4 separate regions of the Homo sapiens genome follow, and regions 2, 3 and 4 are each linked to region 1. A link is a contact called in ENCODE Hi-C or POLR2A ChIA-PET data. All regions are on one chromosome and are shown on one strand. The core of a region is the stretch at or near the end of the contact, and the rest is flanking DNA. Distances in the headings are between cores, read along the strand shown. Region 1 holds the start of KLF12 (KLF transcription factor 12). Region 2 holds the start of FBXL3 (F-box and leucine rich repeat protein 3). Region 3 holds the start of CLN5 (CLN5 lysosomal BMP synthase). Region 4 holds the start of KCTD12 (potassium channel tetramerization domain containing 12).

Evidence for each region. Hi-C counts contacts between places; a loop is a spot of excess contacts on that map. ChIA-PET counts read pairs that join two places held with the same protein, here RNA polymerase II (POLR2A). Pooled maps may share reads with other maps.
Region 2: a map of CD8-positive, alpha-beta T cell shows a loop between it and region 1 (7-fold over the local background). The contact joins the promoter of FBXL3 here to the promoter of KLF12 in region 1. A Hi-C loop is called at or near these places in 2 of 168 maps with a recorded cell type or tissue (CD8-positive, alpha-beta T cell and naive thymus-derived CD4-positive, alpha-beta T cell), 2 of 37 single-sample maps with no recorded cell type and 14 of 50 pooled maps. POLR2A ChIA-PET finds 5 or more read pairs at or near these places in 1 of 52 experiments (activated CD4-positive, alpha-beta T cell).
Region 3: a loop to region 1 is called in a map of natural killer cell, with 8 times the contacts of the local background. The contact joins the promoter of CLN5 here to the promoter of KLF12 in region 1. A Hi-C loop is called at or near these places in 2 of 168 maps with a recorded cell type or tissue (CD8-positive, alpha-beta T cell and natural killer cell), 4 of 37 single-sample maps with no recorded cell type and 10 of 50 pooled maps. POLR2A ChIA-PET finds 5 or more read pairs at or near these places in 1 of 52 experiments (OCI-LY7).
Region 4: a pooled map shows a loop between it and region 1 (12-fold over the local background). The contact joins the promoter of KCTD12 here to the promoter of KLF12 in region 1. A Hi-C loop is called at or near these places in 5 of 37 single-sample maps with no recorded cell type and 11 of 50 pooled maps. POLR2A ChIA-PET finds 5 or more read pairs at or near these places in 1 of 52 experiments (activated T-cell).

Annotation. Positions count from the first base shown.
Region 1 is chr13:74,132,707-74,136,262 of GRCh38, forward strand. KLF12 (KLF transcription factor 12) reads right to left here and starts at 1,698. Exons shown (of 8, transcript NM_001400136.1): 1 at 1,266-1,698. RefSeq lists enhancers at 176-355, 386-435 and a silencer at 1,445-3,194.
Region 2 is chr13:77,025,514-77,029,069 of GRCh38, forward strand. FBXL3 (F-box and leucine rich repeat protein 3) reads right to left here and starts at 1,646. Exons shown (of 5, transcript NM_012158.4): 1 at 1,314-1,646. RefSeq lists silencers at 1,187-1,246, 1,267-1,546, 1,717-1,766.
Region 3 is chr13:76,990,110-76,993,665 of GRCh38, forward strand. It overlaps CLN5 (CLN5 lysosomal BMP synthase), which reads left to right and starts at 1,972. Exons shown (of 4, transcript NM_006493.4): 1 at 1,972-2,162. The coding sequence starts at 1,990. RefSeq lists silencers at 1,306-1,395, 1,486-1,555, 2,016-2,255 and an enhancer at 2,277-3,476.
Region 4 is chr13:76,885,155-76,888,710 of GRCh38, forward strand. KCTD12 (potassium channel tetramerization domain containing 12) reads right to left here and starts at 1,251. Exons shown (of 1, transcript NM_138444.4): 1 at 1-1,251. The coding sequence starts at 994. The coding sequence ends at 17. RefSeq lists an enhancer at 266-765 and silencers at 379-648, 1,049-1,478.

The sequences.
Region 1 (3,556 bases), core at 448-2,947:
GGTGAAGGGGGTTGGGAAGCTGCAGGGCATATAACAAAGGAATTGGTACTTTTTCCAAGCATTTGCCTCAAATGCACTGCGAAACAAAACTGTTGAGTGCACCCCACCCTTTTCCCCAAAGATAAAAGTTTTCAAAGTTCTTGCAGACAGCTCGCTACCCAACAAAAGCAGGACTGATTCTCCCCGTAGGGGAGCATCTAACGTGAACACCAACTAATGTCGCGGAGGTCAAGTCTGAACCCTCAGAGTGAGCTTCTGAGGCAAGAAGTGGCTCCCAGGCCGGCTCTGCGGGTTCCCGGCCCGGGTGGACGTACAAAGTTGCCCCTTGTCAACTCCGGCCAGGTCCCCCGTAATTGAAAATAACAGCCACCGGCCAGCCCCTGGCTACTTGCATGGACCAGGCACTGTAGCAAGTGACAGTTACACATCATTACGACCAGAGACAATAATGAATGTAGCACCAGGAGCACTATTCATGCCAGCAGTGTCATCTCCGCCTTAACCCCTTCCCCTCCACTCTCTCCAGCGCGCACACACAGCCCACACGGTCCCGGTGCGGAGCTATTCATCCACCCCGCTCGAGGCCGGGGGGCCAACTACTTCCACGAGCCCCCCCTCCCCCCCAAGTTCAGCCCTGGGGTTTTATTTCACATCCTTGGCAACTGTCAGGCAAACACTGCAACCAACAATTCCACTAGGGGTAGAAAAACACTTGCTTAATTCACGTTACTTGATAACTTCTTCTGGAAAAAAAAAATTAGGGGAGGTGGGGAAGAAACCTCCTTCTTTCTTCTCCACGAATCCGACCGACGCTACTTGCTTTGCAACAGCATCGCCCTTCCCCGGCCCCCTCCCGCTTCCCAGCACTTTCCCCCTTTAAGAACACAGACCAACCAAAATGATTTAACTTGAGCAGATGACAGAAGGAAAATAAAACACGTTAAGAGAATACGGTCTGATTTGGGATGGCAAAAAAAAAAAAAAAAGAGGAGGGGGTTGTTTATTTTGATAAGAAACGGAATCGGCACAGACCTGAACAGAAGCTGCAGAGCAGGAGAAATTGTTTTCTTTCCCTCACACAGAGTCCCCCTCTCTCTCTCCCTTTCTCTCTCTCACACGCGCGCGCGCACACACACACACACACTCGCACACACACGGCGTCACCCGCGCACACGCACACGCAGAGCCTCTCAGCGGCTCTCTGCAGTTCTCAGGAAATGAATGGGGGGCAACCCGGGGAACTGTTGTACTTGCAAATGACTTACCCGGATCACATGATGCGCTAAATGTAGGGTGGGCCGGTGGGTGGAGGCTGCCGAGTTGCGAGCCCCGGTCTAGTGTGGGGAGCCTCGCCAGGCCCGCATCGAATTACCCCGGGGCCCAGCCGAGGGGGTTGCAGGACGCCGCTTCTCCTCCCTCGCAGCCCGCAGCTCAGGAAACCGGAGAGGCGCTTGGGGTGGGGTGGGGTGGGGTGCTGTGAGGGGGGGGGCCGAAAACAAGAAACCCCCAAACAAAAGAGCTCCGGGTCCTCCTCCCCAGAAACAAAGCCCCGCCGCTGCCGGCGAGCCCCGGGGTGGGGCCGAGGGCGGGGGCGGCGGCGGGGAGGGGCTCGCTCAGCAGGCGCTAAGTCGCTTTATTGCCATAAAATGGGGCCCCCGAGCCGCTCCGCCCGAGGATTAGGAGGCGGGCTCTGAGTGTGATGGTTGAAATCCCCTGTGGGAAACTAACCCCTCCCCGCTCGCAGAGGTAGAAGGCAACACCCACTGCCCGGCCCTCGCCTCCCCGCCCGGACCGCCGGGCTGGGTCCGCGGCGCCTCCACCCCGCCCCACCCCGCCCCACCCCTGCCCCCGCCCTCCGGCCCCGGGCCTCGGCAGCGCTTCCCTTTCACCTGCACCACTTTGCTGCGGCACCCCAAATAACCCACACATGGCCCTGGGAGCTCGGGGAGTCGTCGGCCGAGGGGGCCCGCGGGGGCTTGCGGCGGGAGGGACCCCTGGAGAGCAACTCGCTGGGCAAGGACTCGCGCCGAGCCGCGAGAAAGTCTCCTCTTTTGTGTCAGAGCGCGCCAGACAGGCTTAGGAGAATTCGGGGACCCAAAAAGCGTGCAGCCCGCTTGGGCCCCCACCCCTCGCCGCACCCGCCCGGGTGGGGGCGCGCAGTGGAGGGAGGGGGCTGTCGCCCGGGTCGTCCCCGCGGCTCGCCCGCCAGCGAACTTGGAAAGGTGTGGGCGGAGCCGGCCGGGACTGTGGGGCAGCTCGCGGGGACCGCCCCTGGGCGCCGGGCATCGCCCGCGCCGGGCAACAATGGGGTCAGGCAGGGGCAGCCCCGCGGGCGGTGCCCCCCGCGCGCCGGTGGGGCGGGCGGAGGGCCGGGCGCGGCAGGCAGGGGAGTCATTGTTTGGGTTCCGGAGCGACGCACGTTGCGGGCGAAGCGGGGGCGCCCCTTTTCCCTGCGCTTCACCTTGGCGGGATGAATGGGGGCGAGGCGGAGATGCGCGCCTGGCCTCGCCACCCCAGCGAAGGGGCCCCTGCCTGCGCCAGTTCTGTGGGAAAGCACGCAAACTTGGAGGACTGGGGCAGAGGAAGCGGGATCTGCAGACCCCCGCGGGGCCCGGGGGCGGCGGGGAAGGGAGTCCAGCTCCACTGCCCCACGCCCAGAGCGGAGCCCCAAGAAGCGGACGGCCCGGAGCCGAGTCCTTGACGCTCTCCCCGGCAGCCCCTCCCTCCCCGCCTCCGCGCCCCGGGGAGCGGATCCGCGGGATTGTGGGGCGGGAGAGGGAGGAGGCGGCCGGGCGGCCCTGCAGTTCCCGCGGCGGCTCGGAGGGCGCGGGGTCAGCGCCGAGCCGGAGGGTCGGCGGGGGCGGGGAGCAGACGGGGCGGAAGCGGCCGGGCGGGCGGGGCGCGCGGCGGACGGAGGCGGGAGGCTGTGGGCCCGCCTCCTCACCATCCTAGGTGAGCGCGGCGCTCCGGGCACGACAGTATTCCCCTGCCCCGCGCCCCCGGCCCGGCCCGCCCCGCGTGGGAAATCGCCAGGGCTGTGGGAAGGCCGGGAAGGGGAAGTTTGTGTGCAGAGAGAAAGCTTTGCTGTACTGTGGCGTGGAGTGGGGTGGGAAGAGAAACAAGGGAGAGGCCGAGAAACAGGAAATGAGAACGAAGGCACGAATGTGAGCCAGGGCCAGCTGGGCTCCCCATCGGTGTGGCGGTTTCCAGCCACTTCAGGCGCGGTGTGCGTTCCTAATGACAACAAAGGCGGCGTCTGCCTGGTGCGTTCTCTGCCTCTTGCCACTCCTAGGTTCTGGGGAAAATGGGATGGGTGGTCCAACCTAGAGGAGGGGTCCCACAGCCTAAGATGCGTCTTAGGAAGGCAGCAGGATTCAGAGGAGGGGTCTGTCCTGGTCTTGAGGTTTCGAAGAGGAAGAAATGTCTGAAATTTGTGGAGCACTGCTCGAGTGAAGTAGCCTCAGCGGCGGGAGCGGGAAGGCGCGGGCGCAGCGAGGGCGTCGGGAACCCAGTGGGACTCGGGGGTGAGGGGTTGGTGGTTGCTGCGGTGCGGTCT
Region 2 (3,556 bases), core at 396-2,895, 2.9 Mb after region 1:
GTAGTTTGAGACCAGCCTGGGCAACACGATGAAACCTGTCTCTACAAAAATTAGCTGGGCATGGTGGCCCATGCCTGTAGTCTCAGCTACTAGGGAGCCTGGGGTGGGAGGATCGCTAGAGCCGAGATCGCGCCACTGCACTCCAGCCTGGGTGACAAAGTGAGTCCTTGTCTCAAAAAAAAAAAAAAAAAAAAAAAAACTTTGAAAGAAGCAACTTCATTAGGTGAAGACCGGAAGTGAACAGCTAGCCGTGTGCATCGTTGTATTAGGCACTTTTACACTGGGCATGCAATAATTTTAAATGCTCATTTGTAGTTAACTCTAAAAAGCCTATTTTGGCATCACAGTTCCTTTCTGTTCTGCTTTTACTAATATCAAACTAATATGCATTCTTTGGCTGAACTACAAGAATAAAACACTATAAAGAGGTTAACTCACAACTAAATGCTTAGAGAGCGCACAGTGGCGAAAATCTGTCTACAGGTCATATAGATAGATAGATAACTGATAGTTGATGGTATTTTTATAAATATTTCAGAGATAACAGAAACTAAGTTACTTTTTTTTCAAGTTAGAAAAGGAGGATTCTAATTAAAAAATCTGGGTCACTCAACTGGATATCATTAGCAACGACAAAATAAAAATGATCTCTCTCACCTCTCAGCTTGGAGATACAGACCATTTACTGGGCTGCTTCCTGACCCCTGTCTGCAACCCCACCTAAAGGACTGCCCACGCCAAAGGCAGACGCGAATCCGCTCAACACAAGTTGACCAAGTTTTTCGCCTGGCTAAGCGGCAGGGGCGTCCCCTCCTCCCTGCGCCACCTCCCCACCGACTGGCTTCCCCTGACATTTCTCATGCGCCCCACCCTGGGCAGTTTGCTTTGACATTTCAGTGCCTCATTGCTCAAGCTACCAGCACGGGCGTAGCCGACGCCGGGAGAGCCCACAGAGTGCGAGCTCCATGGTGCCTGTCACCAGCCCCCGCCAAGGGTCATAAAGCCTGGCAGGAGCCGCGGCGAACCCGGGAGCGGCGGCGTCGCGGGCAGGCTGCAGGCGGCCGCCGCACACGCACCACGCCTTGTTGACATGTTTGGAAGCAGGCACGGCGGGGAAACGCCCCCAAGCAAGCTCCAAGGTCTGGGTGCCGCGCCCCGCGCCCCGCCCGGCACTCCTGAGGAGCGGCCCGCGCGCGCCCCGGCCCCCGCGCCCCCCCCCACCCCACCCCACCCCGGCCCGCCCACAGACGGTCCGCGGTCCCTCCCCGGCTCCGCCGTCGCAGCGGGGCTCGGCCCTGCCCCTCCGCCGTTACCTGCTGCCGGGGGCGGCTTCCCCCACACACCACCCCGTGCTCCGGGGACGGCGGCGGCTGCAGGTCCCGCGGCTCTCACATGAGGCGCCCCTGGCCCCCCGCTTCGCGCTCCCGCAGCCGCGGCCCCCCGCGCTCCGCCCGCATCCGAGGCGCTGGTCCCGCGGAGGGCGCCAACGCGGCTCCACCTTTGCGGCTCTGGCTGCCCAGAAAGAAGCTTTCCTTCTCAGTCCCGCGCTGTCTGTGTTCAGGGATCCCCGGCGCCGCGAGAGACTACCTCAGCGAGCGGCTGCCACCGCGTAAGCTTCCTGCACCTGGGCCACAAACAGCGAGTCTAAAATGGCGCCCAGGGCTCGCGGCCGCGCGCTTCCCTGGCGCGTCCCCGCCCAAGGGGGCGGGAAGGGGGCGGGGGGGGGGCGGAGCCCGGCGGGAGTAGGGCCGCGCCCAAGCGGGAGCGCGCGCTGCGGCCGCCCCAGTCTCCTTGCTGTGGGACGAGCCTCTGCCTTCCTGCCAGAGATGTGACTCCCGCTTGAAGGGGATTTTTTTTGTTGTTTTGAGATGGAATGTGGGAGGGCTGAAGCTAGCTATATGTGGAAGAGACTATCTGTGGCTGAAACTGGAAGGTTTAGGGAGGTGGAGCAGAAAAAAGAAAGGAAGGAGTCTCGCCGGAGCCTGCTGGGGACCGCGGCCCGCGGGTGGCCGCCCCGGATGCCTGAAACCGAGGAGTTAAATACAGTCTCCGAAGACCCGCGCATCGATGTGCATAAGTGGTGCTTAAAAGATGCCAAGGAAATGTACCAGAATAGTGAGAGTATTAACGCTGGGATTGCACATGGTTTTTGTTTTTCAAATATTTGTATTTCCCAATATTTCTAAAGTGGCTTTTATCATTAGAGTTATTACATTTTAAAAACGACATTTGCTTTATGAAATAGAGTCCTGAAATTTGTAAATAGCTTTTGAAACGCAATGGGGAAAGTAAAGGATTACAAAGCTGCTGAAAAGAAAACCTCTGGTGAATCCTTTTGTAAATCAAGGCATCTTTGTAACTGCTACCTAGTTGACTTGTTTTAAAGTTTGGATTTTTTGATACTGCGTTTTCTTACAGTTAGAAACATTCTTAGGTGCAATATCATTAAGTTGAATCATGCGCCATTCCTCTCTACACCTCCAAAAAAAAAGAGAGAAAGTAGTTTTCCATTCAAAGATGTCTTAGAACACTCAGACCCATGTATAAGACACTGAAAAGCAGTGGTGCCCAGGGAGCTCTCCGTTCTTCCCGTTTTCTCAAGAAATTGAGCTAGGAAGCCATGTATAAAGTTACGTCGAAGTTCAGTGTGAGGCCAGGAGTGGTACAGGCTTATGTCTGTAATCCCAACATTTTGGGAAGCCAAGGCAGAAGGGTTGCTTGTGGTCAAGAATTGGAGACCAGCCTGCGCAATATGTCCAGACTCTTGTCTCTACAAAAAAATAGAAGAGTAATAATTTTAAAAAATCAGACGAGCTTGGTGTAATCCCGGCTACTACTCAGGAGGCTGAATCGAGAGGATGGCTGGAGCCCAGGAGTAGGAGGTTACAGTGACCTATGATGTCACCACTGCACTTCAGTCTGGGTGAGAGAGTGAGACTGTTTCTATAATAAAATGAATTCAATGTGGGGAAATGCCAGTGTTGTTTGTTCGGTGTTTTTTAAGGGCCTGTCAGCTGTCAGATCACTGAATCAAACTGTACAAAGCCTCTAGTAGCATAAGAGTGTGGATTTGCCTGAGCTGCAACATTTGTTTAGGTCCCTCAGTGACTGGATGATGAGGAACAATAGGAAGTTCTAAGAAGGACAATGATAATTATTAAGGAAAAACAAATAAGTCAAATACAGGCCCATTTATTTAAAGTTGGGTGAACAGTATAAATGATCAGCAAAATACATTAAACCAATTCAGTAAACATGATGAGCATAGGTTGCATTACGTTAATATTGTATCACATTACGGTTATATCACATTCCAATCATAGTTCTTTTTTTTCTTTTTTCGCCATTATGATCTATTCTCCTCCTAAACAAGACAAGGACCTTGGCACACTTGACCTATTGAATACCCCTTTTCTTCCCTGTTATTGGCAAATATTTTATTTCACCTCATTTTTTTTGAAAAAAAACGTTTATTTTTTAATCAGTCAGTACTTATTTACATTTATCAATTGTATCATCAAGATCAGTGGCATGGTAGGTGGGAGAAAGGATGAGT
Region 3 (3,556 bases), core at 722-3,221, 2.9 Mb after region 1:
AAAATAAAAAATAAAAACCAATACTAGGAAGTGCTTTCTTACCATGAAAGCTCCCTGCACACAGAATGAAGAGACAGATGGCAGAAGCAAGACCAGAGGCCTCCACCACTGAACAAGGTCAACCTGAATTTGTTTTTGTAGCTCTGGGAAGTCCTGAACTGAATGGGAGGTTCTACTGTGGCCCTCTACTAACAGTAGATGGAACCTGGAACCATCTACTGTTAATTGTCCTTTTAGTAGCCAAGACATGAAGTACCTATCTCCCTTCTTTGTATTTGGTGAAAAGATTTGAACTCGAGCCATCTCTGCTAAAGGCATGACTTTAGTCACCCCACTGCAGTTGCTTCTCTTTGCCTCCAAGAAAGTCCAATCTGATGGGCAGATTGTGCTTGCAGATGACTGGATTAAACTGCAAATATCTCATGAAGCTGCTGCCTGCATCACCGCTCTCCAGGCAGCCACGGAGGCTCTGGTTGTTGAGGCCATCTACTGTGGCCCTCATACATCATACTGTGTATGGTTCCAGGATTTGTAAATGCTCTAATCAATGTTTTTTTTTTTTTTTAAAGCTGTTCCTGCTGATTGCTTTTTAAGCTAGGCTCAAGTGTGGGGCCACGGAATCCTTCAGGTGCCCTTCAAATCAGACATTACATTTCAGCTCTCAGGGCTAGAATGCTTCCCCCTCTTATCTTGGGCAGGTCTTTGAAGAAGCCAGTTTAGCCTTGGTAATTTTGAATTTGGCCATAGTATACGGAGGAGAGCTAGGTAGCTATCAAAACGCTTAGACAAACGTATGGTAAAATGCAGCCCAGCCTGAACCTCCGCAAAACCCCCAAACCTGGAGCAGCAAGTGGGCAAAGGAGTGTGTGTTTGGGGCAGGGTACTGAGTCCCATATGTAATCAAGAGACCTGGAGGGCCCAAGGAAGTCAGTGACACCCCCACAAGCTACATATCCTCCAATGGATTGTGGTGGTCATCTCCGGCTACCGAAGCCACCTTGCTTATTCCCATAGGCTTACAAACATTATGATGCTTCACACGAGTTGTGGGTGAAGTGAAGGAATTGGAAAGTCCCGGTCTAAGGCCCTGCAAAACTGCTGTCTGGTAAAAACAAGTGACTATGGCAAGGCCCTGAATGTACTACGTATAGACTTAAGTCAGTATTTGTGCCTAACAGCAAAGCATGCCACAAGAGGCTCCTCAAAAGCCGGGTAATTGATGCCATTGTTTTCTTGACCTAGTTGAAGAGTCAAAGAAGAGAAGGTGATGCAGAAACTTCTTTCCAGTGAAGTGACAGATCCAAGCAAGGAACACCTGCCTGTGAGGGGAGCGGTAGGGGAGGGGGTAGATTCGGCAGCACTCGGGTAGTGGCAGGGACCACATATTGTCGGTGTTAACCACTGTTATCACTGGCCCAGGTCGAGTGAGGACGAGTCATTTCCCCACTAAGCACTTGGGGAGTGGCAGGGACCACATATTGTCAGTGTTAACCACTGTTATGACTGGCCCAGGTCGGGTGACGACGAGCCATTTCCGCACTATTGTCCCTTCTTCCTCACTGCACCCCCAGCCCTGCACCCTCAGCTCCAAATACACATTCTCGTTCACTCAACGTTTGTTGACACCTAGCGTGGGCCCTGTGGGATGGGGTAAAAGTTCGGTGTTGGGAGGAGCCCCGGTGACAGATTTTTGGTTTTGGTGGTGGCTTTTGGGCAAGGACAGGTCAATTCATAAAAGATGACGCCCCAGGTCTGGATCGAATTCTCCTGGGAGCCAGACCAAAGCACCTTCCTGGACTGCAAAGTGTGGAAGCCGCCGCGGGCCGGGCGCGGGGAGGTGTCATGCGCCGGAACCTGCGCTTGGGGCCAAGCTCTGGAGCTGACGCGCAGGGGCAAGGCGCCCCGCGTCCCGGACTGGCGGCTCCGCGCATGCTCCTCCCACCGGCGTCGCAGGCCTCGAGAGGCTCCGGAAGTACTGGGTGCAGCCTGATGGCGCAGGAGGTAGACACGGCACAGGGCGCCGAGATGCGGCGGGGCGCGGGCGCGGCTCGGGGACGCGCTTCCTGGTGCTGGGCCCTGGCGCTGCTTTGGCTCGCGGTGGTTCCGGGCTGGTCCCGGGTCTCGGGCATCCCCTCCCGGCGCCACTGGCCGGTGCCCTACAAGTGAGTGCGGCGGCGCGCGCACTGTCGGGGTTGGGGTCGGCGTTGACGATGGGGGATGGGGTGCTGGGGCGGGGACCCCTGCTCACCGTGGTTTGTGTCGGGTCACGAGATGGTGCGGGGACAGCGCCGGGTGACGCTCGGAGCGCACTTGAGAGCAAAGTTGAGGACTGGGGAGTCGCAGCCGCTCGTTACGTGCAGCCCTGGGACCTTTCGTCCCCTCTGGTCACTTGCGGCAGACTCAGGACAGTCCTGAATCGTGGAAGAAGAAAAGGAGAGTAATGTTATTTAATGGAGGGACTTCTGGGTACAAGTAGCTGATTTCTTGAGTAGTTTAAAAACACTGTCTATCGCATTTATTTATATCATGCACTGTCGTTAGTTATTACCGCGGAACATTTGGTACAATTTACTGGGCGACCAACTCGCTCTGGTTTGAACCTGATCAGAACCTGATCCGAAGTCCTTATTGGGACTTCCCAGTTTTGCCCTCAAAAGTCGCGCATCCCGGGAATCCCCGTCTCCTGCAGTCCTGGTTAGACCGGGAAGATTGTCACCGCTTTTGTCCAGTCTTCAGCCTGGAGGTAGGACGCCGGTCCTAAGTCGGGGACAGAGCCCGCACACCTGGGAGGTCGATTCCAGCCTTTGACAGAGAAGACACAGCCTCCGGCGGTCAGAGATAGCTAAACACAGAGAAAGAAAACATGGTGTCAACATCAGGCAGGAGAAAGACCAGCAGTTTTTGAAAACAGCTATTTTTCTTTAAACCAAAAGCATCATTGGACATAATTTTAACTTACTAGCATAAGTAATCAACAGCTAAAACTGCACACAACAAACCTGAAAAAAACAGCTATTTTGTATGACAGTATGAGTGGGAAGGAGTTCTGCCTGCTGCGGGTCAAATCTGGCTCTGTCATCACCAGGGATCTTGGGAAAGTTACTCAGAATCTCTGTGCCCACATGCCCTGAGTCAAAAAATAGGAATAGTGGTAGCACGTACCTCATAGGTTTGCTGGAAGGATTAAATCTAGTAAAATGCCAGCTGTTGTCAAACCTAGATAGTGTATTCTGCTCACTGAAATGTTTACAACACTTTTTTGTTTTGTGTGATATACTACGTGGAAAGAGAAGTTTGTGGTTGAAGCTAGTTTTCTGGAAAATGTTAATAATAAAATGTTTGTAAGAAGTCAAAATTACTCAATAGAACAAGAATTGTAAATCCAAACGATTTGATTTAACATTAGGGCAAGGTGTTGACTATGGCTTTTTAGTGGATTTTTTTTTTAAGTCTCAGATATTAAGTACGTGCTCCCATCTAATTCCCTCAATTGAATATAATATTTAAGTTTATTAAGTTCACACTTAAATTACCTTTGAACTAAAATAGATTTTGC
Region 4 (3,556 bases), core at 1-2,500, 2.8 Mb after region 1:
AGGGGGTCTGGGGAGCTCACTCCCTGCAGAAGACGTACTCGGTGTAGCTGGTCCAGATCTTGTCCTCGCTCTGGTCGGTGCTGCTGGCAAAGGCGCAGGTGCCCGTGGAGCTGCACGCCACCATGTGGAAGCCCGACTCGGACAGCTTGTCGAAGGCCTGCTCCAGGAAGTTGAACTTGAGGTAATAGCGCGAGGTGTAGCGCTCCGGGGGACGGTCGGGGTCCCGGCTTTCGTTCAGGGTGTCCCCAAACACCTCCTTGGCCAGCGACGTCTTTCCGCAAACGGTGATGCGCGCCACTCGCCGGAACTTGGCGTCCGCCTGCGCGTCCCGCCCGATGGTGTAGGAGCCGCGGTAGCCGATGGTGATGTAGCCCGAGCGCCGGCTGCCGTCCAGCGACTGGGACGGCGTGAGCAGCGGGCCCGCCGCGCCCCCGGACGGACTGCGGCTAGCCAGCTCCAGCGTGGGCGACGGCGCCCCGGCAGAGGCGCCCTCCTGCTGTTCGGGCTCCGAGTAGCCAAGCGGCAGCAGCTCGTCACCCAGCGAGCCCTCCTTGTGCACCCCGCGCCGCGAGGGCGGCGGCCCCGGGCCGGGCTGCTGGGGCGCCCCGAGGCGGCGCACGAGCTCTGGCAGCTCGAAGTACTCGGCCTCGCGCTGCAGCCGGCTGCGCTCGGGGAAGTAGTCGGGCAGCACGAGCTGCAAGTCCCGCAGGTAATCCAGGATGTAGCGGAAGAGGAAGCCGTCCCGGTCCAGAAAGAAGCGGCCTTTGCTGTCCCGGGCCAGCTCCTGCGGCTGCTGCTGCGTGAACATGCGCCAGAGCAGCGAGTCGGGCACCGACACCACCGTGCAGCGCCGGGTCACGTACACCTGGCCCCCCACGTTCAGCTCCACGATGTCGGGGAAGAGCGGTGGCTCCGCGGAGGACGACGAGGAGCCACTGCCGCCCCCGCCGCCGCCCCCGTTGGGTAATCCACGTGTGCTGTCCGCCAGAGCCATGACAGAGAGGTGGCCGGGCCGGGACAGTGGCAGGAAGCCGCGCTGCACTCAGGAGCTGCAACCGCCTTCCCCGGAGCCCCGGAACCCGGACGCTCGCTCAGCCCTGCGCCCCGCCGCCGCCGCCGCCGCCACCGCCGCCACCGCCACCGCCGCCACCTCCTAGAGCCGCGCGGAGCCGAGCGGTGCGAGCGCGCCGCTGTGCGCCCCCTTGAGTTCCAGTGCGCTCCGCCCGCCTTGCCCGCGCGCTCCAGGCGAGTGCCGGGTCGCGGCCCGCGCGCTGCTTAAGTAGAGCCGCCTGCTCTGGTGCCGTGGCGCGCAGGAGGCGTGGGCGGCGGCGGAGCCTCGCTTACCGGGCGAGGGGAGGTGGGGAGCGGGGACTCGATTTGCATCTTAAACGCGGACGCCACGCGGGGCTGCTGGCTCCACCCCGGCTCGCGAGCGCTGGGGGCGCCCGGACTCCCACCCGCTCCCCACCCACCAGCCCCGCCCCGTGGTCCCGCCCAACTTTCTCCCTCTTCCGAAGAGGACCCGCCCGAGACTTGGCGGCTTCGGAAGACAGCTCCTTGGAGGGACAGTCACCGCGCCCCCTCCCCTCTCGCCCCAGCCCGCACCCAAGGACTCTGGAAGGAGGACGTGAACTTTCGGAAGCCTGTCGCCCCGGGAGTGGAAATGCGTGGCCGCCTCCGGCCCTCCCGCCTGCGGAACTGGGCGCTTCCAGCAGTGCAGCTGCGGCCTGCCATCGTTGGTTGTCGTGTCACTGAAAGTAGAGAGACGCGAAAAACCTGGAGAGACGAAAGAGCCGCCCCAGTCCGAGCGCAGCCAGATTTTGTTCAAGTTGCCTTGCAGCCAGCCTGGAAAATAAATAAATAAACCTAGAAACAAAAAGCAAACCTCAGTGTCCCGCAGTAGGATGCTTTACGATAGTTTATTTTCTGGCTGCAGAGACAAAATGAGATGAAGCTTCAAATCTGCTCTTAATTGCAATTCCCTCTTCCCGCAGGGCCTTCGAGGCACTTCACTTCGAAGTGAAGGGGTAAGACTCCGGAACGTTCGGTCTCCGGGTCCCATTCAGCCTTCGTTGAATCGCGCCCTTAGACTCACAACAGTTGCAGATCTAACGTAATTTTTAAAGCCACCTTTGGCGCCTGCATGTTTATCCTTCCAAAAGTCCAGGCGCCCCTTCTCTCCCGCATGCCTCGGTCACTCTTCGGCCCTGTCCAAGTTCCCGTCAGTCTCAGAAAGGGATATTTATATATCTGAAGGCCCTTGTCTGGATCCCATCTCTCAACTCCTGCTGCCTACACGTTTGCTTTTCCCCCTCGGACTGCAGCCCACAGAACCGCCCCCTCCCCCTGGAAGCTTTCCCTGGCTTCCCAGGTGGGTGGGGCCTCTGGATGGCTCCCTACACACTGTCTGCGCTGCTCCCAGCACGTTCTGAAATGTCATATTTATGAGTGATTATCTGATCACTGATTTGGGTATGAAAATAAGTAAGAGCTCCTGAATGCTGCAAAAAGAGAAGAGTGCAGAGGAGGGTGTCAAGAAATGATTGGGTCACTGAATGTTTCTTGTGTACCTGCTATTATTTGCAGGGCACCAGGGAGTGAGGAATGCAAAGGCGAATAATCTCCAAAGCGCTTTCAGTGTAGCCCAATAAGCAAAGGGTCAGGGGTCTGCGCAGTTATCACATCAGTTTGAAGTATAGACCACACATCAGGATAAATCAGGCAAGATCTTTGTTCTTGATAAAATTTATCCTTCTGTGTAACTACCCAGTGAGCTTCACAGTCTCCTCACAGATAAATGTCATTTTTATTTTGAAATGTTTATATCTGCTCAACAATTACCGCGCTCATGTCAGTGTGCTGAAATGAGATCAACCCCCAAACCAGTTATCTTAATTGCAAGTACAGATTTTGATACTGAATGTATTTCAACATTCTTTTTTTGTTGTTGTTCTGTTCTTTGGGATAAATAATAGATAACACAAAACTTCCAAGTCCCAGTGCAGGATTTCGAGGTGGTTGTGCTACTAGGCGTTATATTAGTGTCAGAGACCTGACAAAACCAGCCTCTTTTCTACAAATCCAAGAAAAGCCTTCTTTGTATCAGTTCTGCACATATTTTTGTATAATTACCATTGCTCATTGCATCAGCAAATCCTGCCAGCTCTGTGTTAAAAATCTTTCTAGACTATTAACGTATTTCACCATCTCCCTATCATCACCCTGGACCAAGCCACCATCATCTCTTGCCTGGATTATTGCACTGGTCTCCTAACTGCTTCTACTTCTGCTCCTACAGTCTTGTATCACCAGAACAAAAACAGGGACCCTGCTTATAATCCAAGGCTGGTATGTCACTCTGCTCAGAGCCTGCCAGTGGCTTCCTATCTCAGAAAGAGCAAAATCCAAAGTCCTCTCAGTGGCTTACAAGACTCTACATGTTTGGAGTTATCCCACCAGCACCTCTCTGACACATCTCCTGCCCTGCCCCCAGGAGCTGGCTGGCTTTAGCCACATAGCCCCTTTCTTGTTTTCTCAGGGCCTTTGCACATCCTTG